Regions from separate parts of the Mus musculus genome. Here region 1 is linked to region 2. A link is a loop called in an ENCODE intact Hi-C map of the cell type or tissue named here. Cell type or tissue: gastrocnemius. All regions are shown on one strand. Each heading gives the region's core, and the rest is flanking DNA. Links, peaks and the distances in the headings are about the cores only.

Evidence for each region. Hi-C counts contacts between places; a loop is a spot of excess contacts. Peaks named below come from ENCODE experiments on the same cell type or tissue, not always from the same donor. Only the 100,000 strongest peaks of a DNase experiment are listed, where the experiment ranks them.
Region 1: a loop joins it to region 2, with 4 times the contacts of the local background. A loop is called at or near these places in 16 of 42 quality-filtered maps.

What each region holds. Positions count from the first base shown.
Region 1 is chr10:9,752,089-9,757,532 of GRCm38, reverse strand. It overlaps Stxbp5 (syntaxin binding protein 5 (tomosyn)), which reads left to right. Exons shown (of 26, transcript NM_001081344.2): 26 at 1-1,986. Among named protein-coding and RNA genes, the nearest start is that of Gm31471, 56 kb to the right of the region's middle. In gastrocnemius, for the core only: a CTCF peak has its summit at 2,488 (motif pointing right); a DNase peak (open chromatin) is centred at 2,484.
Region 2 is chr10:9,573,293-9,579,229 of GRCm38, reverse strand. It overlaps a transcript of Samd5 not described here. Among named protein-coding and RNA genes, the nearest start is that of Samd5, 99 kb to the left of the region's middle. In gastrocnemius, for the core only: no CTCF peak of the experiment used is centred there; DNase peaks (open chromatin) are centred at 2,126, 2,407 and 3,455.

The DNA of each region.
Region 1 (5,444 bases), core at 445-5,444, 180 kb before region 2:
TGGGCTTGATCTTTGTTGCGACACTTTCGGAGTTGCTTTTATAATCACATAAAAACATGCTATGTTTATATGCTGCTAGAAAGTATACTTTTAGTTTTAGATGAATTTTTATGAATGTACTCTTTAATTTTAAAAATGGTGAACTTGTTAAGTCAAAGTACTTAAAAAGTATGTATATTATCCATATAAAAAGTTATGTTTTACCCTTATACTAAGAAATACTGGTATCTCATTTGAGATACATTTAAGTTTTAAAAGGTCATGCATTATTGAAAGGCCTTCACACCTGACAAAACACAGTTATGTAGTTAAAAAAAAAAACTCTGCCAAATATTTTCCAATATTGATCTTTTTGAGGGGAAATGTCCACAACCATAATTTCTAGACCTTTTCTGAAGCTTCAGCTTGCTATTGGATGCCTATTTTAGTTATTGTTTTAAAATACATATATATATACATATATTGAAAATGGTTTTCCAGATATTTTCTTCTACCTTTTTTAAAAATAAATTTCCAAAAATAGAAACAGAGTTTATGTATTTTTGTCAATGAAGGTTTTTTCTTTTTATTTTAATAGTTTATAGAGTTTGTTCCTTATCAGTTTGATACTTAATCAATACTCCTAGGCCTTTTTATTCTGTATTTACTTTGAAAAGAACACTCCTATGTAGCCAGTATCCCTTCTGGTTTTCTGTTTGTCTTTTTCTTTCAGTGTTTGTTCTGGGGTGAGATTGAAGCCCAAGTGTGCTGCTGCCTTGGAGATGACTATGCAGCGGCTGAGCTTTGACCTTTGTCCGTCTGTCTCTCCTTCCTCTGGCCCGCTGTAGAGTAATGTGGGCACCATCGCTCTTGCTTCAGATGCTGTGAGCATTCTGTGAACGGAAGACAGTTGCTGCAAATGAAAGGGGCAAAGCTGTAGCGTAGCTTCCTGGGAAAGTGAATGATTTTAATAACTTCCCAGTCTGGGTCTGAAGTTACTGGTTCAGTTTTTCTATGAATTCAGTATTGTCTCCAGAGTTGCTTACGGGTGGCCTCTTTCTGTTACGTGCAGGAAATGGGATTATATATCTGCAAGTATTTTTCAGTGAGGCACATAGTTTAATCTTTATAAGGTATAAATAGTGTCAACTCATTGTAGGTCATTTGACTCAGGCATTTAAAATGGGTGTAGGTTAATTGTGGGATTTTATTTATGTGAGTTTGGGGTTTTGATTATTTTTTTATAGCACTTGTATTTTGTTATCCAAACTTTGCTCCAATTGAAGAGAGTGTACTGTGTTTCTGACAGACTTAGATGCACTAAGAAGTAATGAAAAGATGAGAAATAGTGGCATCATTTCTTTCCTTCTTTCTTTTCTTTTTTTGTAAATAGCTATGTGATACTTTAGGTGTGACCTCTACTTAACATGGTAGCTAGTCTAGGGAGGGGAGCACTGTCTAGTTACACTTCCTTTCATTGTAAACGTGTTTCAAAAAAAAAAACAGTTATAAAACAGACAGACTTAGTTTCCTAGGGTTGTCCATGCGGAGGGCAAGCATGCATCCAGACTGCTAGCCTGTCTGTCAACACCGTACGCACTGTTCATCTCCTGCATTTTCTCTTTACGTTCGCTCAGTGCAGAACTGTTTCTAAAATAATTCCTGGAATGTGCTTTTGGAGTACAGTTTTTTTTAATTATCTGTGTAGTGTTTCATTTTTTTTTAAGAAAAAAAAAAGCACTATTGCAAACCCTGAAAAACATCCTCAGACTTTGTAGTTCTTTTGCGTTTCTGTAACTTAATGAGAAAAAAAAAATACTGTCATCACAGCAAATAGGTTCAAAATTAGGTGATGAAATATTTTTGTAAATAAATACCATTAAGCTGGTATTTTGAGAATGTATTACAAATTAATGTTTCTGAGAAATGTTCCTATATATGTAAATGAATTTCTTTGCTGAAGAGCTCTGATTGGGCAAAATAAAATACTCTAATCTCTTCTGAAACAAAAAAGAAGCCCTCTTTTTGGAAATTTGTTTTAATGTTTTTCTGAGTTGTAGAATTATCACATTAGTTAAAGAAAATAAGCCGATATATATGTGTGTATGTATATACACACACATACATACACACACAGATATACATATATACATATATGGGTTGGAATGGAGCCAAGAACTAGATCTAAATGCACACACATAACCAGGGAGTCTTATTAAGATACTGGTTCTGAGTCCATGTGTGTGAGCAGGGTCTGAGTTGACATCTCTGAAAAGGTCCACTAAAAAAAAAAAAAAAAACAGTGTATTGGTGTATGGAACATCCTTGAGTAGTGAAGATAATGGATATCTCCATAGTTAGAATTTTCTAACCTATTTGTTGTTATCAGTGTGTAACTACTTGCACCAAATTAATGGATCTAGAATAAAGTCTCTCAGGGAATGCTGACGGAATTCTCATGCTTGTTTCTAGATTTCTGCCTCTTAGTGTGATACAAAACTGGCCCACATGGGGGCAGTCATGTCTTGGACAAGAAGTCCTTACAGTAATTTCCAAGTTAGAAAGGCTTTCATGATATATTCTTTTTTATCTGAAAACTTATACAACACATCATTTTATACTATCGCTCAGTAATGTAGATCATTTCATATTGGCCTGACTGATTATCAAAAGTTTTAGTACTTTCATACTTAAGTACAAATTTGAAAAAAAAAAGATTTTCTTCTGTCTCGGGCCATGCTTTCTATTTGAGTGTCCTGTGTTAAGTGGCACTGTGTCATTCGATGCTTTGGGGTAAAAGAGCCTCCTTGGTCTCACCGTTCCTAGGACTCTGTGGGAAGATTCTAACATTCTTCCATTAACTTAAAGTTAATGCTCTTTGCAGTTTCTGGGTCAAATGTTGCTGTCGTGGGTGCCCGATTAGAAGTGGTTAAAATGTGTGCTGTTGAACACCCAAGATACAATTGCAAAACATTAGAAAATCAAGAAGAGGGAAGACCAACAGGTGGATACTTCATTCCTCCTTAGAAATGGGAACAAAATACCTATGAAAGGAGTTACAGAGACAAAGTTTGGAGCTGAGATGAAAGGATGGACTATCCAGAGACTACCCCACCCAGGGATCAATCCAATAATCAGCAACCAAACCCAGACACTATTGCATATGCCAGAAAGGTTTTGCTGAAGGGACCCTGTTATAGCTGTCTCATATGAGGCTATGCCAGTGCCTGGCAAATACAGAAGTGGATGCTCACAGTCATCTATAAGATGGAACACAGGGCCCCCAATGGAGAAGCTAGAGAAAGCACCCAAGGAGCTGAAGGGGTTTGCAATAGGTGGAAAAACAATATGAACTAACCAGTACCCCCAGAGCTCATATCTCTAGCTGCATATGTAGCAGAAAATGGCCTAGTCAGCCATCACAGGAAAGAGAGGCCCCTTGGTATTCCAAACTTTATATGCCCCAGTACAGGGGAATGCCAGGGCCAAGAAGTGGGAGTAGGTGGGTAGGGGAGCAGGGCAGAGGGAGGGTATAGGAAACTTTCCAGATAGCATTTGAAATGTATATAAGAAAATATCTAATAAAAAAAATGCTTCAAAAAATGTGTGCTGTTGCTTAAAAGATGTATGCATCTTTTTAAACAAGAAGAATTCTCTGAGTGATTTTCAAACTTTATTTCCTCCATTTGTCTTGCTTATACTTTTAAGTGCTAATCACTCTTAAAAGACAAAATTAAGGCATGAAATACATTTTATTAATTAAAACAAGTTTCAGAGGCAAAAAGAAAAGTACTTGTTACCAAAGACATGTGAGGACTTCGCATAATGTGAAGCTGGAGTTCTGGATTAATACTGTATACATCTTCCTCCAAATACAAGCCCCTCTAGGCTCTGTGTTGACTCCCCACCTCACCTTGCTCCTTCATCCCACCCATCCCTGACTGCCTCACCCTGCTCCTTCATCTCGTCCATCCCTGACTGCCAAGTCTCTCAACCCAACTTGCACAAGCTTTGCAGTTCACTGAATTCATTTTAAGAAATCTTCTTTGCTCACTTAGTAGAAAATACTCCTAATTCCCTTTCTTGGGGACTTACTTCTGAATATTGGGTAAATGTAGAAATATCGTCTTATGAACACAATGGGATCCCTACTGCTTGCAACATTCAAACACTCAAAAACCCACACCAATAAACAATTAAACGCAGACTGCATTGGGCCAGCTTGGCACTGGAGGCAGGCAGTGGTGTAGAGAGAGCCCTGTGCTGTTGCCCTCAGCCCTTGGTCTTGCTGCCTCAGTAGGACTCAGCCAAATCATAGCTGTGTTCAAAATCCCAGGATTCCAAGAAATCCTGGCACTGGATACTAAATTAAGCTATTGTGCTCAAATCTGAATGAGAGGATTTCATGGAAAAGAAAATGTCTAAATCCAGACTGTGGGACCATAAGTCCTCTCTCCTGCCTTCATCAGAATTTCTGTTAGGAAGCATGGGGGACAGGGCACTGCTATGAGAATTTGTATTCTCCAGAAGTCCCTAGGTGGGTTGGTATGCTAGTCCAGACAGCTCTGACCTACAGCCATGCTATAGATCAGTTTCTTGAGTCACAGAGAATCAGTATAACATCTGAACCAATGTAACAGATAAGTGAGTGAAAGTAATTGATATACCTCAACATACGTACAAATGCATAAATTCCTAAAAACTTAAAAAATATTCTCAAGATTACAAAACAGAACAAAACAAGCAAACAGATCTTGGGGTGTCCTCTCCTTCAAGCACAGACTCCCTACCAGGGCTTTAATATCTGAACCCTTCGGGTAAGACCCAGTTCATATGTGTCCCATTGAGTGAAACTAATAAGATGGCCCTAAATGCTACTCCCTGAGTCACACTTGAAAGTATACAGGTCTATTCTGTTTAAATTTAAATAGTTAGAGTTTGGGTGCATTTTTAAATGCTATAGAAATTAAATTCTTAAAATTTTATAGAATTTAAAGTTAATATATATTTCATAACCTTACTGGAAATCTGTTGGAAGCTTTATTTTCCTGCTAACAAAACCCCAAAATACATTTTTTTTGACTAACGGGCAAATGAATTTACCTCAGCTTTCAGTGAGTGTGTAAAGAGTGGGGGCCCGTGTGTACAAATGCCAAGTCCATCAACCTGCTTATGCAGACCCCAATTCTGTTCTAAGTTTGTCATTGATACTAATCGCCCTACATATCTGATTGATACTAACCTCCACTGGTCTGAGTTTCATTAATTGTAAAACTGCTATCTATGCTGGTCTGCCTTACTTTGGATAGAACCCATAACTTCTAAGGATCATTAGACGAACAGAATTTAAATGTTGGGTCTTATATTTTCAAAATTAATGTGTGTGTGTGTGTGTGTGTGTGTGTGTGTGTATAGTGCATATGTCTCTGTGTGCATGCATGTGTGCATGTGTGTGTGAGTGTATA
Region 2 (5,937 bases), core at 550-5,549:
AGTGATCAAAGCTAGGAGTATGGGTCTAGCACGTGACAGGTGCTCAGTCATGGCTCTCCTCCCTTCCTTCTTTCTAGGGCTCTCTGCTGCAAAAGCAATACCAACACACACACACATGCACACGCACACACACACGCACACACACACACACTGTTTGTTGCTCTCTGAACTGATCAATTCTGTTCATATGCTGCCATATTGTAACAGAATATACAGTGGTAGGCAGAGCAGTGGGTAACATTTGTTGTCTCTTTTTTTAAAAATTTTTTATTATTATGTATTTTCCTCAATTACATTTAGAATGCTATCCCAAAAGTCCCCCATACCCGCCCTCCCCCCCACCCCGCTTCCCTACTTACCCATTCCCATTTTTTGGCCCTGGCGTTCCCCTGTACTGGGGCATATAAAGTTTGCGTGTCCAATGGGCCTCTCTTTCCAGTGATGGCCGACTAGGCCATCTTTTGATACATATGCAGCTAGAGTCAAGAGTTCCGGGGTCTCTTTTTTACTGTTAAATAAATCCCTATTAGATAAAGCTAGTTAAAAATCACCAGAGGAATCTATGTCTTCCAGCCTGGGGGGTCTTTTTTCTTTTTTTCCTTCTCTGTTTTTGTGGATCTAGGGATGGAATCCAGAGTTTCAACTACGCTAGGCCAACACTGGAGCTTCGAGCCATGCCCCCAGCGAGTTCCCTCCTCTTAGCTTTGGTGTATCTCAGTTATGTGAGGTGGTACAGTGTAGACAGCCATTCAGCTGGGGAATCCCACTTTTTGTCTGAAAGGATGCCATCCTGCAATTAGGATGTCCACAGAGTTATCGGATACTGGGAAGAGTTATTTTCCCACAGTGTTGTCCGTCTTGACACGCTGATGGGAAGCACTCAGAAGCTTCTGAGGAAGCAGGACCTCCTCTCTGGTTCTATTTTTGGCATTGGTCGTCATGAACAGGCCCCAAAGAATTGCAAGAGTCAGCCTTGGGGGCAGCGGGGGTGGTGGGGAGGGAAACAGCTTTTCTGATTCGTTGACCATTGGAATTGGCTTGTAAAACTTATAGACTCTCCTTAGAGCATAATGATATCATTTTCATCTTCACAAACGTGGTGTACTCTCCAATCTAAGCAGCCAGCATGGCTTTATGAAACAAAGTCACCCCACCGTGCTTTAAATGGCAAGTGCAGCATCAGCCCCATGGTGGTATCTGTTCTGGAAGCTAATTAAAATTGCGCTAGCAGATGCCAGAAACAGATCCTGGGTTACATCCGGGTACGAGGTTGCTTTTTCCACATCACTTACTAAACTCCCTGTGCTGTCCTGAGTTCTAGGAGTGAGCCTAGGGCCAGTGGGAAAGAAATTTGGTTCTTACCCCTCCATACAGGACATATGTCTAGTGATGTCATAGGTCTGTCTGTGACTGGTGGGTGCCTTGTGCAATAACAATCTGTATTTGCTATAACGTACCACACTGGCTTGTTGATGTGGATTGAATGCGAAATTATTTAAAAGAAAAAGAAACCTCACTAGGTAAGTGAAGAATTTAAATTTTAATGCTGACTCTATCATTACTCCAATACTCATTTAGCCTATCAAAAAGCTAAAATTGTATCAAGTGCTTAGAATATGGGAGAACATTCTGTTCATTATGTCTATATTCACTGAATCCTCCCAGTAGCCCCAGAACCTCTATTTTATAGGTGAGTTACTGATCTAACTAAGGCTGAAGGTGAAACAATAGTGCCAACAACAACTTCCTGTACATTTATTGAGTGCTGGGAATATTCTAGGCACACAGATCTCTGACACAGCCAGCTGCTCAGACATCAGAGGATGGTAGACAGAGGGAACCAACAGGAGTTGTCAACAGGCCTTTGTTTAAACCCAAAGATGAAGACCTGGCTCAGTGCCGGGGATGTCCCATGAAGGGACATGGGTAACCCTTAAGGAGGAGTGGGAGTATCCAGGTGAGGTTCCTGGGGACTAGCAGGAGGCAAGTGGAACTCTTGGGGCCCAGGGCTTTCCCAGGTTGCTGGTTGGAGCTGTGCTGCAGGTATAGGACGTTAAAAGAGAACCAGTCATGAAGAGCAGGACTGCCAGAGTCTGTGGAGTGCAGAGGCTCAGGAAGACAGCGCCCCCTGGGTAGCCATGTTGTGAAGAGTTGTGTGGTGGTTGATTGAGATTGTTGACATGAGGGATTTAGAATCACCTACATCAACCTCCTGGAGTGTCCATGAGGATGTTCAAAGAGAGCTTTAATAAGAGGCTCACCTGGAAATGGCACCATCTCTCACGTTAGGCTGTGATGGAGTAAGATGGAATGAGGGGGAAAGTGAACTGAGACCATCGTCATCTCCATGGTTCCTGGCTGTAGATGGCAAAAAGCCACCATCCATGTCTTCCCTGCCACGATGGAAGGGAGCCAAAGTGGACAGGACCATCAACACCCGGCTCTGATGCCTATCTTATCAGCCTGAGCAGCTGCTGAGCTGAGAACCCATTTCTGATCTACCCCGTGTGACGTCACCCCCCCCCCCCAGGGCCAGTGTCACCCCGGAGCACAGTAAATAAAGAAACTGTCCACGCTGGTTCTCATGGGCATCCCACTTGCTGCTAAGCCATTGGAGCAACATGCTTGCACCTGTGCCGCTATCTCTTCAAAGAAACGTGGGTCTTTGGTTCAGTCGATTGGATTATTCATGTTTTAACATCACTTCTTATCTTTCAAGGAGAAAGTATCTCTGCGGAGGTGACGGGTATGAGTGTGCTGATATGTATCTGGAAGAAGGGTTTCTGAAGGAGAATGAGGTGGGGTTAGAGAGGGTGTTAGGGAGCAAAAAAAAATTATTAAAATTCATTATATACACGTATGACACTGTTAAAAATAAAAATAAGGTTAAATTTAAGGTTTTTAGTTTCAAATGATTCAAAGATGAGGCCTTCCTCATTTTATCTTTTTTAAAAACATAAAAGACTAACTCTATAATGTGACAATTAGAAAGATACTATGTAGGTAGAATGAATTAAGTACTTAAAGAACATTGCACGAGTAGATCTAATTTCCTAGTAGCCAAGGTACAAAGGAAAAAATGGAGTCGTTTGGTTTTCATACCCTGACAGAAATGAAACACTCATTGACCCGGAGTAACGATGAATTCTGAGTTCTGTGTTCAGATCCTGGGTGAATAGGCCATCTGTAAGACACTCCCAGGCACTGCTTACAAAAGTCTCCCACTTTCTGTCTTTAGTGTTACCAGCGGTGAAATGATCCACTTTCTGCCCTCAGTAGTTTCTAAGAGCAGTTGTCTTCAGAGTGGTTTGCAAAGCAGAACATTCTGGGAGCCAGCAGCAGAGAGATTGGGGTACTCTCTTTGCCCCACTCAGCCTCCATGGACCTATTGGCTGTATCTTCCTTTCCTGGTGTCTGGAGTGGTTGGCACAGTGAGTCAGAGGCTTAGCAAACAATGGAGTGCGCCACCTAGTGGTGATTACCCCGGTGGCCTCATTTCAAGTCCTCTCTGTTCTATAGCCCCCTCTCCCTAAGGCTGGGTCTTATACACCCTCCGTGGAATCCTGGTAAACAATAAGGTTCTGGGTTTCTAGTTCACTGGCATAATTTTCTAATTTTATGGTCAGGAGACACGTTATTACCGTTTGAATTGTTACATTTTCTACAGGAAGTTTAATGTATTGAGTCAAAATGTATTGAACATTGGTGTTTGGCCTTGGGACCCATGGAGAGCTCTTGCTGGAAAGAGCAACCACACTGTTCTTTCTCAGTACCACGGTGCTCAGCCTCTGCTTAGGGAAGCCCTGCAGATCCCTCCCCTTCCGTGAACTAACTCTGCCTATATCACCGTCACTTTTCCTCAGCCTGTGCTGATGGGGCAATGCCTTGCAAACCCTGCTCTCCTTCACTTCCACCTCACCCCCCGTCCACGGACCATGTCTCATCTGCTCAGTCTAGTGTCCATCTTATGCCTGAAGAACCCCTCAGGGCACTGGCCATGACCTCTCTCCTGAACTCTGTTGTCCAAACTGCTTCTCCACAGATGGTTTGCATTCTTGTTTCTATAAGACCTATTTACTTCGTGTACAAAGCCTGGACAGGGTTGCCTTCAAAGATTATATAGAGGGATGGATAAGAGCCAGATATAGCTAGTTATGCTTCGAGGCCACATTAGTAAATGCATGAGATAAATTATTGAGAGAGGGCCATACACCGGACGTTGGGAGACTGCATGAAGCAGACTTCTGAGCACAGATTTGTCACCAGTGTGTTGGATCTTGGAGAAGTTCATGGCTATGCCTTTGGCAGGCAGCTTGTTGCAGGGTCTTGGCTGACCTTGAACTTTATCAGGGTTGTTGTACTAAGAATATGACATCAGAGGGAACTCTGGATAGGCCTGCTGTAAGACAGTAAGAAAACTTTCTTCTAAGTGGGTGAGATGTGGCCATTGTGATTGTGTATGTGTGAAGATAGAGGGGACACACAAGAAATGAGGTGTGGCAGTTTTATGATTATAGTCCCAGCACTTAGGAGTCAGAGGCAGGAGAATTGCTACCAGTTCAAGATCAACCTTGGTTGCAGAGTAAGATTCTGTCCTAAAAACAAAACAACACAACAACAAAACCCAAAAGAAGTCGAAGATAAAAAGGAGAAAGAACAAGATAGAATAAAGATTCATATCTCTCCCTCCCTCCTCCCCAACTCTTCTCTTCCCTCCCCCACATACATGCAGAACAGTAGCAAATGAGCCTACCTGCCAGTCCCAGTCGGCACTGGGAAATGTGTGTTGGTTTGTCATCACACAGGGTCTCTGATGTCAGGCTAAGTGAGTGAGTTAGTGCAAGTGCCAGAAGCAAAACAGAATGACGTCACCTCAGTAGAGCTTTATAGACATGCCCACATACTTCTCAGGCTACAAGGAAAGAGGGGGTGGCAATGAGAAGACCTGAGGCGATGGTTTAGAAGTTTCACAAGAAACAGACATTCTGTAAGATGACAACAATGGGAGCCCAAGGTTGGGAGGATGCAGGAGGGACTTGATTTAAGAGGAAGGAAGCAATGTGCCAATCAGAATGGAGGCCGGAGATAGAAGGAGTGAAGTTGGGGACAGTGGCACTGGAGTTTGAGCCTGGAGGGTGAGAGAATGTTTATAAGGGTCAAGTGACATCATTCTGTCTGGCCAAGTCAAAGCTATTTTCTGGCTCCATTGAATGACTTAGGATTGGCTTGAGCCCATCAGTAATAGTCTGAGAACAGGAAAGAACTAGTCCTTTCGACAAGTACAATAGACTACAAGAGATACACAAGGGCCTGAGTTTGCTTCCCAGAAGCCATGTTTTGTAAAAGCCAGATGGGGTAGTGCACTCTTGAAACCCCAGTGCTTAGAAGGCAGAGACAAGTAGATCTTCTCAGCTTGCTGGTCAGCTAGCCTAGTCTGCTTGGTGAGTCCCAGACCAGTGAGAGACTGCCTCAAAAACCAAGGTGGGTGACTCTTAGAGTAACACCTCAAAGTCTTCTGGCCTCGACATGCATGCTAAACTCTGAACCCACCACACACATGCAAGGCAATGAGGTGCTCTTGTTATCACTTAGAAAGACCACATAGAATTATTAATTAAAGCTGCTTAATGCATCTATCTCTTGACACTAATGTAACCTCCTTTCTGATGGGAATACTTGCAACACACTCTTTTATCTTTTCCTTCTTGCTCTCCTGGTAGTAACATCTCCCAGGATGGGCAGGACTCTCACTACCACACTACGCTATGAACGCCACCGAGAACAATTTGAGTTAACTTCAGATTCAAAGAGAGCTCAATGCAAGCCCCAGGACAAGGGTAGAAAGGCGGTGAGTCTCAGGAAGGGCTGCACTGGGTCAGAGGATGCTACACTGCCAGGAGGCAGCTCCTTCTCTACTGCTCAGGACTCAGAGCCACT